Linked DNA regions of Homo sapiens: region 2 is linked to region 1. A link is an interaction called in ENCODE POLR2A ChIA-PET data of the cell type or tissue named here. Cell type or tissue: Panc1. All regions are shown on one strand. Each heading gives the region's core, and the rest is flanking DNA. Links, peaks and the distances in the headings are about the cores only. Region 1 overlaps THSD7A (thrombospondin type 1 domain containing 7A). Region 2 overlaps THSD7A (thrombospondin type 1 domain containing 7A).

Region 1 (5,392 bases), core at 308-5,307:
TTACCTTTCTATTCTAATATATTTGCTGTTATTTTTAAAGAACTGTCTTTGATTGACCTATTGCTTATTATCACCTATTGCTTATTATCACCAATTGAAAAAAGACTGTATTACCAGTATTCTATTTAATAAAATATAAGTCATTTTAAGACTTCAGCACCCACTGATAGGAATTGCAGTTTAAGTGACAAGAGAACATCTAGCTCTGTGTGCCTGTTTATTTACAGAAGTTTGCCAGAAGACTGAGACACAATGGGCTCTACAATCCAACTGTCATGATCATCTGGCTTCTTTAATAAAGATTGAGGTCCACTCCTTTCCTTAATCCTAAACAAAAGTTAGGATTCCACAGGCATCAGGTACATATACAATTGCTTCCTGATATACGCAATAAAGTTCGGACTTTTACTCTGAATAGGACATTTCCTTGTATTCTGTGTATACCTACTTATGCCTCCATGAGTAATCTGCTGAAAGGGCAAGACGACAGTAAATTTAGTTCTCATTCTCAGAGCATGCATGAGCAGGGAGTCTTATTTATGACAGACAGATTAGGAGTCAATTTATCTTTTTTAACTGATAGTTACTAATGTAACATGGCATATCCTAGCCAAGCTAAGAAAACCACTGGGAGAAGAAAAGATCATAAACATAAACCTTGTAAAGTGAAATTAGCTTTTATTTGTCTTTTTAACCTATTTATTCATTACTTCTAGTCCTTATCTTTTTTGAGGAATGGGAGGGAAACACAAAATGCCACAGAAGTTGAGCTTTGCATCTCTTTATCTGGCTGCTAACTGGTTTGGCAGCAATGTGCTATGCAGAACTGTGCTAATTAATGAGCCATGGCTTTGGAACTATAGATCAAGGCATCCTGTGTTTGGAAGAGTTGAGAAAATTATCTGTCCACTCAATCACTCTTTGCATATGCATGGTCACATGAAGATGCAAAATTCATCAGAGTCATGTAGAGATGTGGTACCATGGAAGTAAAAAAGACGGAGAAATTTGATGCTTATTCCTAGGCTTAGAATGTTTAATTGGAAGATACTTAAGTTCATCTAGAATCTAGTATTATTTTCTGCTCTGGGAATGAATTATACCCTTTTCTTTGACTTACATTTTAAGAAAACTTGTCAGAAAATTGATGATTTCTACATGGAGAACAGAACAGTTTCATTACTAAAATAACATATAATAGGCCACATATGTAATTTATCAACTGTTACTTGAAGGTGAGATTTGATGTTAGGATTAAGTAGAAAACACTTCTAAGTAAATAAATGTAGAATCTAAGGTTGAGGCAACAAATCTGAGATTCTGCTTACATCAAGTTCATTTGGGTCAAGCATACCTAAGATGGTCAATAGCTGGCCTCATGAGAAATGAAACTTATTACTGATATTATTGATATTTGGTGGAAAATATTTAAAGTCTAGTGCCAAGGTTAGTGACAGTGTTTGTCCTGTATCAAAATGTCGACCTTTTCCAGAGGTAAATGTTTTCAGTAAAGATTAGGTGACTTCTGTGTAATCTGTAAACTCCAAAGCAAAATGGCAGTTTCTGTGATAAGAGAGGAAAAGTTACATGTTCCTTTCCCTGCCATATGATTACATATTTATTCCTTCAAGCCTAAACTCAAACCAATGGTGAATAATCTCTACCTATAGTACTCGACTGTGGAATGTAATATGAGTGTTTATTACACAGGATCAGCCCATCACCCAGAAAAGTAGGGTATAGTCAGTGGACCTGTAATTTTGCATCATGCTGTCATCATTTTCTTTGGGTAAATTTATGGTTTGTACTAGCCCAAGTAATCAGCTGGAGGATAACTTGGAAACATATACCATAGACAGAAGTCTAGTTTTTTCCTATTCATATTTGCATAGTCTCTTTCCTGAGGGCTTCTTTTGAACATTTCTTTTCACTTGATGACTTCTTAGCTGGGAGGAAGGTTTCAGCTGAGTGTTTTTGTTTCTTTTTGTTCTGTACCACCTAGAGGACGATACCCATAGGCTATTTCTGGTGACAAAATGGAGAAATCCAAATAGGAGAAATCTGAATTAAATAAGTGATCCCCTAAAACATGCTTGTGAGGCTTTTATTTATATGGATGCAAAGATGGTAAGTAACCAGTCCTTATCTCAACTGTGATGTTTACAGACTAACTGGCCTTTGGCCATACTTCTCTTGTGCAGCATGGTTACCCATAGATGAAACTGAAGTACAACTGAGGTGTGTGTTTTCTATGAAGTTACATACTTCTGCCAGTTCTCACTGGGAAGTAACCAGTTGAAATTTTTCCCCTAGAGAAAACATTGCCATGCTTAGTACCTAAATTGTACCAAGTGTTATAGGTTCACCTTCATCATCTCATGTAATCCCTATAACAATTTTATCTGATAGCTGATGCCAGTTTCCTGATGAGGAAATTGAGGATGTTAAATACATAAAATTGCAAGTGTGGATTTATACATAAAGAAAAATAAATGTAGGAATAGAGAAATTTAATTCGTCAGCAGATCAATATCAGATTAAGGTTAAAACAGCATTTCAGAAACTTAACTTGGGGGATAGGAATGCCATGTTAACTTGGGGGCATTGACACAACAAATAATCGGCAGAGCCTAGATTTTAACTTGGGCCTCTGTGACCCCAAGAAAGGACATTTCCTGCTCTCCAACAAGCTCCTTCATTCCTAGCACATGGAATATATAATAAAGGACAAAACCTATGACTTGAAATGACTCTGGCACAAAAGTATCAGTTCCTTGCCTGTGTGTTTAACTAAATGTATAAAGCACATTTTCATTTCTGATTAATTTATATTACTTCAACTTTCCCAGTACTTTTTAGTGGTCCTTGGAAAATAAAAGAAGACACTATCAGGAATATCCCTAAGCTATATCTACAAAGGACATAATATGCATTTTCCTTCTTTGCTCACTCAAAACTATTTAATAGACACATTATTTAATAGATGCACCTTAAAATCATTTAATGCATATATTTTGTTGGCTCTCTTCAGACCTTTTATTGTATATATTATTTTATCAAATAGGGTAGCAAATACAATTATCATTTGAAAAGCAAGCAGGAGTAATTAGATCCTGGAACTTACTCAAATTCAACTCTATATTATCCTCTTCTTACATTTTGATGTAAGCTGCTGCTGATCTAAAGTACATGATAGTCTGTAAATAGGGGCATGTAACAAACAGAATGTTAAAAATTCAAAAATTTTTTTGGTTTCTTGGATAAAATAATAAAGAACTTCTCTTCCTCAGAGCATTTTGCAAACTTCAATCAATCATGCTTTCCCGAGAAGTAGGTCAGCATGCAGAGTCCCTCTGCATTAGAACTCAAGAAGTGCTTGTTAATTCTGCATGCAAGAATCCAGCAGGGGATATATACCCTGGCTTTTATGGCTACTCTCAAATAATTCTGGCCTCTACTTCCTTGGGACTTTCAGGTTACAAATTTTGCAGCATGTTTTTGCAAAGGAAGATTTATATTATCTCTTGCTACATTTTATTTCTGAGACTTAGCTTTGATGAGTGGATTGAACAAAATCAGAGTTATTGGGAATCTAACTCAGGTTGCCCAAGGGGTCTGAAACAAATGTGAGTTACAGGAAGTACATGTGTTTAGAGAAGTCACTGAGCAATAGCTCTAATTTTCTTTTCTTTTTTTTTTTCTTGTAAAGTGTGTTTAATTTATCCTTGATGCACTGATTCTCAACGCTTTTTCCCTGGCCCACAAGCACCAGTACCATTTAAGAACTTGTTAAAAATGCAGATTCTTAGGCTTCACCCTATACTTACTGAAACCACTGCTTTAATGCATATAACAGAATCCTCATTTTTTAAAAAAAAATAGCATTTATTCTATCATGTGTGTTTCCAATAAAATCAGATTGTAAAAATCAGTATTAAAAATTCACAAGATTCTTGAGATAATGACATTAAAGAAGTAGGTAGTAGCCATACATTTGATCCAACCTTTTAAGAGTTAGCAGTCAGCAAGTCTGCATACATGAAGTTGTGTGCAAGCAGGAATGCATGTTTGCACTGATCCCATTTGGAAGCCAGATTACTTTCTGCTTTTGTCTCAAATGGAAAGATAGCAGGCTTTAACTGGCAGGAATTTCTACATTTCTTGACAAACAAACTTGCTGTATTCTCTGTGGCTTCCTAGTCATGATTTACCTTCTAAATATAAGTATTTATTTTTCTGTTGATAAAGAGACCATTTTCTCTAATTAATTTTCAAGCACTGGCTTCTTCTAGGTGTTTCATATGCCATAATCAAAGTTAAGTTAAACGACTACATATGTGTCTGTTAAGGCCTTACTGTATTTTTTAAAATAGTGTATCAGGTATTGACTGAACTATACACCAAAAGAGACAGCAGTTGGAGATGGGTAGAGAAGGGATTCCTGGTTCCTTCCATTATCTCCATGAGTTATGGCCACAGAAGCAAACCTGATTCATAAGTGATTCAACTCACCATAACTCATTTACCAGGCCAAATTATGAGACTGGTAAGTTAGAAAGCATAGCAGCCCTGACACTCAGTGGTGTGTAAATCATGCCAGTAGATTTTTATTATCTCAGGCTGATCTGAGTATAGTAGGGTATTTCTTGGTATAAATTCATGTGCTTAAGAGAATTAATCACTTAAGGGATATCCATTGGGTACCTACTAGTTAGAAGGCACTATGGGGAATATCAAGATAAATGTTGTATTGAATGTATGCAGCATGAGCAGAGAGCTCACAACAAAGCCAGACCCTAAATATTCAGAAAAAACTGTTAAGAAACTCGATAGCCTTGTCTTGTTCATAGCTTAGCTCAGATTATACTAGTGATTTACATAAGAGCAGGATTATATTTTATTCACTTTTATTTTTTCAGTTTCCAGTGAGTCATGTTTCAAAATAAATCAAGGTTATTCAATGTCTTCCCTTTTCTAAATTTTCCTTATAATTATTTTCTAAACCACTCCTGTGGCATTGACCGTATAGTGCTATAATGTGTATTATATTTCCTATGTTGATATGCCTTATTTGCCCATGTACAGTGTCTAAACATTTGGTAGTCACATTAAATTTTACTCTTTACATCTAAATTCTTTAAGGACTTAATATTGGTCTATAATAACTATTTGATAATAATTGTGAAAATAGCATACTAGAATTTGGCATATTGGATCATAATACAAGAAATGAGACATAGCAGAGCATTATCAGCTGAATGGTCCAAAACTTTTGAATTAAGAGAAGGCAGACACCCTTGAGCTAGAGTGAGTGGAGAAAATAATGTCATAGCAATTCAGAGCTAGGATGGAATTTAAAGATAATCTACTCAAAAATTTACATGTTACAGCA
Region 2 (5,392 bases), core at 139-5,138, 230 kb after region 1:
TATTCTGTGCCAAAATAGCAGGTTAATTTTTGTTTGATTGTGTATGATTTCATTCTGTTCTGTTCCCTTGACCTCGTTAACCACCTATATTAATCAACTAAACCATAGAGTTCAGACTTTTTCTCCTACCCTGTTTTGGTTATTCTGTTGGTTGTTTTTGGCATTTATTAACAGCAACAATGTTTTGTTTCTCATTGGCCTTTTATATATCTCATTTCACGCATTCAGCAAATATTAAATAAGTGTCCATTTTTGGGCCAATCTCTAGAGTGTCAAGGGCAAAATGAGGGAGTGAAGTGAGATGAGGCTAGGAAGAGAAACACAGCGAGGTCATTTGAGGTCGAGGTCTTGTAAACTTGAAAAATCTGCCCTTTATCTTAAGAGCAACAGGGAACTAATGAAAAATATTAAGCACTGGAGTGACATCACATTACTTCTGCCATTTGTTTGTTTTCTATTGTTTCCCTCCCTCTCCAACTGGGATCACCTTAAGCAGTGACTTTATAATGTTATCCCATCATTTACATTTCCTGTCTATTTCCAACTAACAAACAATTTTTTACGAAAGAAGAAGGTTGCCAATTGTATGAAAATAACTACTCTGAGAGACACAAGAGAGTTTGTAAATAGACACCTATTAGTTGGTTCATGAAAACATATGATAGATGCTATGGATAGAGTCATTATTTGTAAATCATAGCTCATCTCCAAAAAAGAAAGAGGGGACATGCTTTGTTGATGCTCCTTATTACAACTTAAGAGTACAAGTATAAAAATTAGTACTTAATGGGCAGGTGTCTGTGGCATAAGAATCGTCTCAGCAATGTGCTTGATATACCCTGATAATGAAAGAAGCCTCATTTAGGGTCATGAGTGTATATGTGTGTATATATGCTTGTTCCTGGTGTTCTATTAACATCTGGCTATAGTAGGCAATCCCTCTTTTGGCTACGTTTTTTTAAGTAAGAGCAAAAGAAAGATAATGTAACTTATCTGGGTGCCCATCTGGTTTAAATTGCTCATTTTACATTAATTTAACAATAATAGCTGTTGGTGGTCATGTTTTCCCCAGGAGAAGAAGTTGACAGACAGCTGTGCAGAGATGCCATCTTCCCCATCCCTGTGGCCTGTGATGCCCCATGCCCGAAAGACTGTGTGCTCAGCACATGGTCTACGTGGTCCTCCTGCTCACACACCTGCTCAGGGAAAACGACAGAAGGGAAACAGATACGAGCACGATCCATTCTGGCCTATGCGGGTGAAGAAGGTGAGTCGCCAGCTTCAGACGCCATCTAGGTTCGTTTCAAAAGTTAGTGTGCATCTTTTTTGTGTAGCCTGGAAAAGATGATATTCTATGAAAGTCAACAACCAGAAATTCAGCCATCCAAGATTTAATATCTGTTGATGTGTTGAGCAATTTGATTCTGTCCCCCAAAATTAATCTTGAAAATGGATCTCTAACAAAGGAGAAAGACTTTTTAAAAGTGAACTCATTTTGCTTTTTCCCACCCTTCCAGTCATTAGAGTTCTTTGTAAACCAAAGTGTTAGGCCTTTAAGAAGGTCTGAAAATGGCTCCCAAAATTTCAGATGTTTCATTGTTTTTTTCTGAATTTCAGAAGTCAGTTTTATCTTTTGAAAATCATATTCTACCTTCTCATAAATAAGTATATATATCCAATCATAAAGTTTATTTAAAATCACAAGAATAGCTACTGTTCGACCAAAAATTGCAATTTTCAGTTTCTTTGAGTTTCTTGAACATAGGCTCCGAGGTCCAGAAATCTCATATGTAAATTTTGTTCATTTTTAAAATATGTTGCTCCTAAATCTCTTCACCCTATAGGGTGAATAAAGCATGTTTGTCACATATTCAGACCTCACTTGCAAGCTTTATTGCCAAGAAATACAAGGCTCTTGGTAATTGTCTCTCAAGATGATATCCAAATGCTAATTTGGCTTCTGTGTGACTGGGTAATATAATGTCATACTTAATCTTGTCTTTCTGAAAAATAACACAAGAGTGAGAAAAGCATAAAAGTAAATCAAGTTTGTTCATATTAAGGCATGTTCTTTCTCAAGAATATAAGTGTATGTTATTTAAACATTATCAAGCTAAATGACTCTTTGTTCACATTTAGCACTGATAAATAATTATTTCTATTTGTAATAAGCATAACATTTTATGTTTTCCCCAAATTATCGATTTGGGGGGAGTTTTGTGTTGCCTATACTTTTTCTATTTTTCTGTTCATGAAGTATTTTAGTGATAGAAACATAGTGTTCCTAGTCAAATTTGCTATCTGTGTGTGTAACAACTGTGCACACCTATAATTACCTTGGCCTTTGCACATGAGTGTTACATGCGTAAAACATTTTACACACAGAAAAGCCAACCTGTGTGAAATTTTAGAATTTTCTTTATAGTGTTCAAAAACTTTTTCCTACCACCTTAATATATATTTAACTCTTTGCTCCAAAAAAAAAGTGTATCTATTGAAAAATACAACCTTTTACAAAGAAAATTATATTTCTTGTGTTGTCAAACAATGACTCTAACCTCGTGAAGATTGTATGAAGGCTTTAAACTCTATCAGCTCAGATTTTGCCTTGGGCTTCATTAAAATTAGATCTGTGGTCACCCTGCTTCCTGTAAATTCATTATACTCTGCAGACACTTGCTGTGTGACTACTAATGAATGACTTTTCACCCCACCCCGAGTCACATGGCAAGGATTTTGCCATGCTTGCAGAACTCACCAGATCATTATTCCTGTAGACATGATGCTTCACACGGAAAGGTCATGAAATGTTTTAAAGGCAGAAATTTGTGATTGCTCTTTGATATGTATCATCCACTGAGTTTGAAAGGGTAGGGCTTCAATAATTTTTAATTAAGTTTAGTGGTTGCATTATAAGCAAGTCATGCTGGAAAGTTATAGATGTTTATATAGTAAATCATAAGGGCATTAATTCAAAACAATATAGTTCTGTTTTAATTGACGTGTAATAATTGTATATATAGGGTGCAGTGTGATGTATCAATATATGGATAAATTGTGTAATAATCAAATCAAGATAATTAGCATATCTATCACCTCAGACATTTATCATTTCTTTTAGCAAGGGCATAGAGAATCCTCTCTTCCAGCTATTTTGAAATATATAATACATTATTGTAAAACATGGAAGCCATAAAAGAAACTCTGTCAATGCTATTTGTCTCTGCTGCTATTTACCTCTGTTAATAACATTTATAAAAGCTGGTATAATTATGTGAAATTTATACTTCAAAGCCTATTTAGTACCTATTAGTGGACACTGAAACATGTTTTATGAGAAATTTGTACTTCAAAGCCTACTTAGTACCTATTATTTGTTGGACACTGAAACACATTTTCTCTTACTCAAAATAAATCTTTCCTAATTCTGAACTATTTTTAATGATTTAGGAACAGCATCTGCAGGAAGTTTTAAAATGTGTTTCTCTGCCACTTAGATAATCCTTTGTAATTCTACACAAAAGTCAGTCTTTCCATTATTCTTCAAGAATTAGTGCTTTGTGTCATAAATGTTCTTAAATTTCTGTGGATCAGACACTGATTGTGATAACTTTAAAGGAAAGTGCCACATTTGAGAAATGATATATGAAGTGTTTAAACAAGAAATTATATGATTTTCTAGGGAAATAACATACAGGACAAGTCCATGCGAAAAGTAGATCTGGATTTATGAAATAAATGCTCCAACCTATACTTTCACTTATCTTAATCAGAATGCCACCATTAAACAATACTGAAGGCTGGATAACTCCTTGTAATTAATAAGGATAGACTAGGTTGTGCTTCAGTAATGGACAGCCCAGACATTCAGGAGCTTAAAGAACAAAGCTTTATTTACTTCTTCCTCATGGAAATTTAGCTACAGTTTTGGGTAACTCTACAGGGCAATTTGTCCTTCATGAAATGTCACAATATTGCATCACCATATGAAGACCTGGTTCCACAATCTTCATGTGCCAGAGGAAGAAAATACTTGGAGAATCTATCTGTCGATTTTAAGCATCAGCAAGTAAATTCTCCCATCTAAGAGTGATTTATGTCATTTCTCACGTTTCATTGTTAATGTAAGTTGTATAACTATGCCTAACTTCAAGGCGAATGAGGGAAATATAATCCTATTGTGTGCTAAAATGAGAGGAGTATTGACTAGTACTCTTACCCCTGATTTACTCAGTGTTCTTATTGTGTATCAGTGTGTATATATGTATGTATGTATCTATCTATCGATGGCCCCAATCCAGTAGATAAAACAGGGCTCCTAACATTGTGAAAATGTTAGGATTAATTATTTTTGTTCCTCTTAAATGAATGACAGAATGATAGAATGGCACTTTCTCTTCCTCATACTGCACTTCTTTTCTTTCTTTTCCTTTTGCTTTTCCTTTTGCTTTTCCTTTTCCTTTCTTTCACTTCCTTTTATTGCTAGGCTCTTTTTCTCCTTTCCTGAACAATTCTATCCAAAAAGCCATTTGGTAAAGCCAAGCAGCTGGGCATCTGTGCCAGCAGATAGGAGGTCTGTTGGTGATCTAGAGTGGGTTGTCAGAGCCCAACTGGGTGAGGAGCAACCAAAGTGGGAAAAGAGGTGGCCTGGCATGCATTTTCAGAGCCAGTGAGCAGGGTGAAGGACAGGGGGCACATGGGTTGTATGAGAGGATAGAAGAGTGACTCTACACTGGATGTCAGAGCATAGCTGGGTCAAGAGAGAATTCCAGCATCAAGGTGGCCAGCCCAGTATGGGGTGTCACAGCCAGACACAGTTGAGGAGTGTTTCTGTCATGTGGGTGGCCTCATGTAGGATGTCAGATCATGAGCAGAGTAATGAAGATATCTTGTGGGTATAGCAATGGAGATAACAATGGGTAATGGAGTGTGAAGTGAGAGGGAATTGACAAAATAAGTACATGTATTTAACATAGTGAGAGTTGGTTTTTTTATTGCTGGAGAAGAGAGTTGCAAATATGTTAGGAAAGAAAACTAGTACACTCTGTGGTACAGCATTGGAATTGGATGTTATTAATTTATTTGAATTCATGGTGTTCAATTTGTAAAGATAAATATAGAATAAACATCAATGTAAGTGTGCAAATATAAATATGTACATATTATATACATATAGACATATATTAGCCTCATTCACTGAAAAGACCTGAGAGCAGCAAGACCTCAACAGAAGTAAGTAGCTGCAGCAGTCAGATCTTGGTTTCTAATACTATTGTCTAACAAAAGGAACAAGGGAAACTTTGAGAAATGGCTGATTCCACAGCTGCAATAGAAGAAGTACAAGATGGGCCAGGAGGATCTTGTGGTAGAAAGTAAAGAGAATTGTCAAAAG

Evidence for each region. Peaks named below come from ENCODE experiments on the same cell type or tissue, not always from the same donor. Only the 100,000 strongest peaks of a DNase experiment are listed, where the experiment ranks them.
Region 2: POLR2A ChIA-PET joins it to region 1 with 6 read pairs; 1 of 35 experiments calls an interaction of 5 or more read pairs at or near these places.

The regions. Positions count from the first base shown.
Region 1 is chr7:11,708,578-11,713,969 of GRCh38, reverse strand. All of the region lies in intron 1 of THSD7A (thrombospondin type 1 domain containing 7A), which reads left to right. Among named protein-coding and RNA genes, the nearest start is that of THSD7A, 120 kb to the left of the region's middle. In Panc1, for the core only: no CTCF peak of the experiment used is centred there; no DNase peak of the experiment used is centred there; H3K27ac peaks cover 4,897 bases.
Region 2 is chr7:11,477,663-11,483,054 of GRCh38, reverse strand. It overlaps THSD7A (thrombospondin type 1 domain containing 7A), which reads left to right. Exons shown (of 28, transcript NM_015204.3): 7 at 1,073-1,267. Among named protein-coding and RNA genes, the nearest start is that of THSD7A, 350 kb to the left of the region's middle. In Panc1, for the core only: no CTCF peak of the experiment used is centred there; no DNase peak of the experiment used is centred there; H3K27ac peaks cover 552 bases.